2 separate regions of the Homo sapiens genome follow, and region 2 is linked to region 1. The links are chromatin loops, found by intact Hi-C in ENCODE. Cell type or tissue: Panc1. All regions are shown on one strand. Links, peaks and the distances in the headings refer to the core of each region. The heading gives the core; the rest is flanking DNA.

What was found. Hi-C counts contacts between places; a loop is a spot of excess contacts. Peaks named below come from ENCODE experiments on the same cell type or tissue, not always from the same donor. Only the 100,000 strongest peaks of a DNase experiment are listed, where the experiment ranks them.
Region 2: a loop joins it to region 1, with 2.3 times the contacts of the local background. A loop is called at or near these places in 27 of 110 quality-filtered maps.

What each region holds. Positions count from the first base shown.
Region 1 is chr14:67,233,476-67,236,393 of GRCh38, forward strand. The region is part of intron 1 of LOC124903330 (a long non-coding RNA gene); the gene reads right to left. It also overlaps a transcript of GPHN not described here. Among named protein-coding and RNA genes, the nearest start is that of PALS1, 6.5 kb to the right of the region's middle. In Panc1, for the core only: no CTCF peak of the experiment used is centred there; no DNase peak of the experiment used is centred there; H3K27ac peaks cover 2,339 bases.
Region 2 is chr14:67,284,722-67,287,639 of GRCh38, forward strand. The region is part of intron 3 of PALS1 (protein associated with LIN7 1, MAGUK p55 family member); the gene reads left to right. It also overlaps a transcript of GPHN not described here. Among named protein-coding and RNA genes, the nearest start is that of PALS1, 45 kb to the left of the region's middle. In Panc1, for the core only: CTCF peaks have their summits at 1,374 (motif pointing left) and 1,583; no DNase peak of the experiment used is centred there; H3K27ac peaks cover 1,362 bases.

The DNA.
Region 1 (2,918 bases), core at 326-2,825:
GGGCTTTTCCGTGAGAAAGAAATTTGCAAAGCCTCAGATAATCTGCTTCTACTGACAGGTTTTACAAGTTTCTAGTTAGCACTACCTCCTATATCTGATCTGTAATTTCCATCTGAAACTCCCTTCCTCTGGCTGACTTCCCCCAGTCTGTCTCATGACAGGTGGGAAGAAACCTAGTGCAACAATCCAGGCAAAAGATGATGATGGCCTGGAGGAGGGTGGTAGCAGTGGGGATGGGGAGAAGTGGTTAGATTCTGGATATATTTTGAAGGTAGATAAACAGGATTTCCTGATGGGTTGAACGTGCCATGTGAAAGAACACCTGGATAACTGGAAACTGTGTCAGAATCAATAGTTCTGCCATGTAAAATTTGCAATACTCATTAGAAATCTAAATGAAGATTCCGGCTGATAGTTGAATACAGGATTCTGGAATTCAGGGCAGAAGTTCAGACTAAAGATAAATTTGGAGTAAACAGTATATAGATGAAATTTGAAGCCATGAGATCAGATGAAAGGGAGTGAGTGATAAAGAACATCATGATAAAAATAAAGACAAACAGTTAATACATACTATGTCCAGCACTGTTCTAAGCACTGTCATATATAAATTCAGTTTGTCTTCACAAGCACTGTAGGAGGTAGCTACTTTTATTATACTCATTTTATAAATAAGGAAGCTGAATTTCAGAGAAATTAACTGACTTTCTTCTAATCAGACAGCTAGCAATTGACAGAGCTGGGATTCAAACCCAGGCAAAGAGAGAAGTAAAATATTCAATTTTAGAGCTTTGGGACACTCCAAATATTAGCATACAAAGAGATAAATAAGAGCCAGCAAAGGGTTCTAAGGAGGAGGTTCCAGTGAGTTGGGAAGGGAAGTAAGAATGGTGTTTCAGAAGCCCAGAGAAGAAAATGGAGAAAATTATCAGCTTCATCAGATACTGCAGACAGGTCACATAGGATGACTGAAAACTGACTTTTGCATTTAACGAAGTGGCTGAAATCAGTGACTTTACATGTCAAGTTGAGTGAGTTCAAGAGAGAATAGGAGAAGAGACATTAGAGTTCCACTCTTTGCTTGTTTGTTTTGAAATAGAGTCTCACTCTGTCCCCCAGGCTGGAGTGCCGTGGTGCGATCTTGGCTCACTGCAACTTCCTCCCACTGGGTTCAAGCGATTCTCCTGCCTCACCCTCCCTAGTAGCTGGGATTATAGGCTTGCACTACCAAGCCTAGCTAATTTTTGTATTTTTTGTAGAGATGGGGTTTTGCCATGTTGGCCAGGCTGGTCTCGAACTCCTGACCTCAGGTGATCCACCCGCCTCAGCCTCCCAAAGTGCTATGCTAACAGGCGGGAACCACTGCGCCCGGCCTACAGTTCCACACTTTAAAGTTCAGGCCGGGTGCGGTGGCTCATGCCTGTAATCCCAGCACTTTAGGAGGCTGAGATGGGTGGATCACCTGAGGTCAGGAGCTGGAGACCAGCCTGGCCAACATGGCAAAACCCTGCCTCTACTAAAAGTACAAAAATTTGCTGAGCATGGTGGCACACACCTGTAATCCCAGCTACTAGGGAGGCTGAGGCAGGAGAATCTCTGGAACCCAGCAGGGAGAGGTTGCAGTGAGCTGAGATCACGCCACTGCATGCCAGCCTGGGTGACAAGAGCAAAACTCCGTCTCAAAAAAAAAAAAGTTCAGGCCAGATACCATCCAGACCCAGTCAGTCACAGGTATTCACATGTAAATATTAATTAAAGTAGCACTGAAATTTTTCACACAAAACAAAAGTGTGATTGGGAGCTTGGTGAGGAAAAGATATAGGTAATTTTATAGCCCTTTTCAAGCAGAACAAACTTCGTCTCCTCTTTCTTAACATTTGGGCTTGATCTTTCCTTCATTATAAATTTTTCCAAGCCCTAAATTACCTACATCCTCTCTCGGAAATAAAATTTCTCAGGGCCAGGCGCGGTGGCTCACGCTTGTAATCCCAGCACTTTGGGAGGCCGAGGCGGGCGGATCACGAGGTCAGGAAATCGAGACCATCCTGGCTAACACGGTGAAACCCTGTCTCTACTAAAAATACAAAAAATTAACCAGGCTTGGTGGCAGGCACCTGTAGTCCCAGCTACTCAGGAGGCTGAGGCAGCAGAATGGCGTGAACCCACGAGGCAGAGCTCGCAGTGAGTCGAGATCGCGCCACTGCACTGCAGCCTGGGTGACAGAGTGAGACTCCATCTCAAAAAAAAAAAAATTCTCATAGACCCTATTTTATTTCTTGACACATCTCCAGACTGGCATAGGACCACTCAGATGGGTACAAATAAAAGAATGATAAATGATTGACATTCTAAATATTGAATATCCTACCCTGAGGCTTTTGTTGACTCTTGTTTCCATATTAAGCTCATGCTTCTTTTCTCTGTTTATATCACTCAGTCATTCACATTTAGAAAAAGTTTTATGTGTGTCTTTTTAAAATTTTTAAATTAAATTGATAAAAATTAGATATATTTATGACATACAACATAGTATTCTGAAATATGTTTACATTGTGGAATGGCTAAATCAAGCTAATTAACATTACCTCGCATACCATTTGTTTTGTGGTGAGAACATTTAAAATCTAGTCTCTTAAGTATACTAAAGTATACTATACATTGTTATTAACTATATACTCACCATGTTGTACAAATAGAGCTCTTGAACTTATTCCTCCTAACTGAAATTTTGTATCCTTTGACCAACATCTCCCCACTCCTCCCTCCAACTCATGTCTATTTTTTTAAAGCCATGTATAAGATCCTGATTTTCCTATTATTGTGAGTACTTTCAGAGCAGTTTATTCACTGTTCCCACCCGCACCTTCACTAGATAGTAAAGCTCCTCCTGGTATAAGACCTTTTCTTTCTTTGAGTCT
Region 2 (2,918 bases), core at 249-2,748, 51 kb after region 1:
TATATGAATGAAATTACATAACATAGGCTCTTTTGTGACTGGCCTCTTTTCACTTACCATTATGTTTTCAGGGTTCATCCATATTGTAGCATGAATCAGTACTTCATTTCTTTTTTATGGATGAATTAATATTCCACTGTACAAATATACCACATCTTGTTTTTCCATTCGTCTAGGTTAAAAAATTTTTATTTTTATTTTTATTTTTTTGTAGAGACGGGATCTCACTGTGTTGCCCAGGCTGGTCTTGACCTCCTGGCCTCAAGTGATCCTCCCACCGTGGCCTTCCAAAGTGTTAGGATTAGAGGCATGAGCCACCACAATTTTAATTCCACAGGTAGATGTACTGGAAACTGATGTAATTTCCTCCTACTTAGTAATATTAAGTTCCCCATCTGAGTATCATATTTGACCCTACAGTTTAGAGGAAAAGAAATCTTAAAAGTTTCAGAAAAAAGTCATGAAGTTGGTTGGACTTGAAATTTCTGAGGACAGGTTAAAAGAGTTGGAATTATTTACACAATGAAATGGAAAAGCTTAATGCTGGGTATAGGTCCCTAGAAGCTATCTGTTTTCATATGGGGTAAATGAGAGTAATATATAAAAATAAATGATGCCAATCCAGATGGAGATTCCTTAGGTAAATTTTTTTTTTTTTTTTTTGAGACGGAGTCTCGCTCTGTCGCCCAGGCTGGAGTGCAGTGGCGCGATCTCGGCTCACTGCAAGCTCCACCTCCCAGGTTCACACCATTCTCCTGCCTCAGCCTCCCGAGTAGCTGAGACTACAGGTGCCCACCACCACCCCTGGCTAATTTTTTTGTATGTTTTTAGTAGAGATGGGGTTTCACCGTGTTAGCCAGGATGGTCTCGATCTCTGATCTCCTGATCCAGCCGCCTCGGTCTCCCAAAGTACTGGGATTACAGGTGTGAGCCACTGCGCCTGACCCCCTTAGGTAATTTTAATGTTTACCCTTATAACCAAAAAATCTTCCACATGGTTACCCAGAGTTCTAGGCATTGGAAAGTAGGATTTTCTGATAAAGTAACTCTTGGTGATTGCTTTCTGTTGCCTGTTTCAGAGTCCATTCTTTTACGTTTTAGACTGACAGGAGAGGGCAAGGAGGGAGGACAGAGTTTACGAGGGTGGATTTGTGGACCCATGTGTATGTTTGTATTCATCTGATTAGTTGTATCCTAAAGCCAAATGTAAGTGAATTTTCTTACTTTAGAATAATATATTCTCTCTTTTAAATAATCAAGAGTTAAATGTTGCGTGAAATATTAGAGAAGATGGGAGCTTAATTTCTACTGAAAAATCAGGTAAGAGGAAATAGCTCCACCTACAGGGCAAATAATTTAAACTAGATATAAAGAAATTCCTTGTAGGAAATTTGTTACAGACTTGAATTTACTACCAAAGCTAGATTTGCTATGCCTGCCTCTACCTTCTCCTGGGCAGAGTGCCTCCATCCCGCCTTAGTACTTACTTTTTTGTCCACTCCCAACCTAGCACATATATCAGTCTTTCTCACTAGCCTTGTGGTTCTTCATTTCTCTCTTTCTCTGTCCATGTGGTTCCTTCTTGTGTCTGTTGTCTGTCTGTATGGGATTGGGGAAGGGAATTTCTTCTCTCTGTCCTCTGTCTTCTCTTTGTTGTCTCTGTGTCTTCATCTTTTATTATGGAAGAGTGTATTTGACAGGACTGATTTAGTTACATCTGAATGGATTTTTTAAATTCCCTGCAGAATTGTATAGAATGTTGAAAAACTTAGGTGGATTTTTGTTTAAGTAACAGATATATCCATCAAAGAATGGAACATTTCTTTGAGTGTGTGGAAAATTAACTGTTCTTAGCCGGGCGTGGTGGCTCATGCCTATAATCCTAGCACTTTGGGAGGCCGAGGTGGGTGGATCGCTTGAGCTCAGGAGTTGCAGATCAGCCTGGGCAACCTGGTGAAACTCCATCTCTACCAAAAAAAATACAAAAATAGCCAGGTGTGGTGGAATGCGACTGTGGTCTTAGCTACTTGGGAGGCTAGGTGGGAGGATCGCTGGAACCTGAGAAGTTGAGGCTGCAGTGAGCTCTGATTACGCCACTGCACTCCAGCGTGGTGACAGAGTGAGACCTGGTCTCAAAAAAAAAAAAAAAAAAAGAAAAAAACTGTTCTTGAATAATACGTATTTGTGAAGTGCTTTTAAAAATGTACCCTTTATGGCTGCGCGTGGTGGCTCACGCCTGTAATCTCAGCACTTTGGGAGGCCAAGGTGGGTGGATCACTTGAGTCCAGGAGTTCAAGACCAGCTTGGGTGACAGTGAAATCTTGTCTCTACAAAAAATACAAAAAAATTAGTTGGGTGTGGTGTTATGCACCTGTAGTCCCAGCTACTGGGGAGGCTGAGGTGGGAAGGATCACTTGAGCCTGGGAGCTCAGGACTGCAGTGAGCCATGTTCACACCACCGAACTCTAGCCAGGGTGACAGAGCGAAACCCTATCTCAAAAACAAAAACAAAAAAAAAGACACTGGAGATTCTGGTTATGATTAAATTAGAACTGTGGCAAAATAGGTCTTTTACATTTCCTTAGTTTTTTTTTTCCATAAATATATTGGATTAAAAGCCATTGTTCTGATATAAGAAAAAAGGATGAAATTATATTAAGTATGTTCTAGTTAAGACTACAGGGATATCAGTTAAATTCTACTTATTAAAAAGCACTCTAGTAGTAAAATGGGCAAAAGATAAAATGGATGAAAGAAGAAATTCAAATGGCTATAACTTGTAAAAATATGTTCTATCATACCAGATCCCAAAAATTAAAAGATTGATAATTCTTAAATTGATTTGTGTTTGTGAGAACAGACATTCATGTGCAACGCTGGTAGGGGTATGAATTGGTACAAATCCAGAAGGCAGCTTT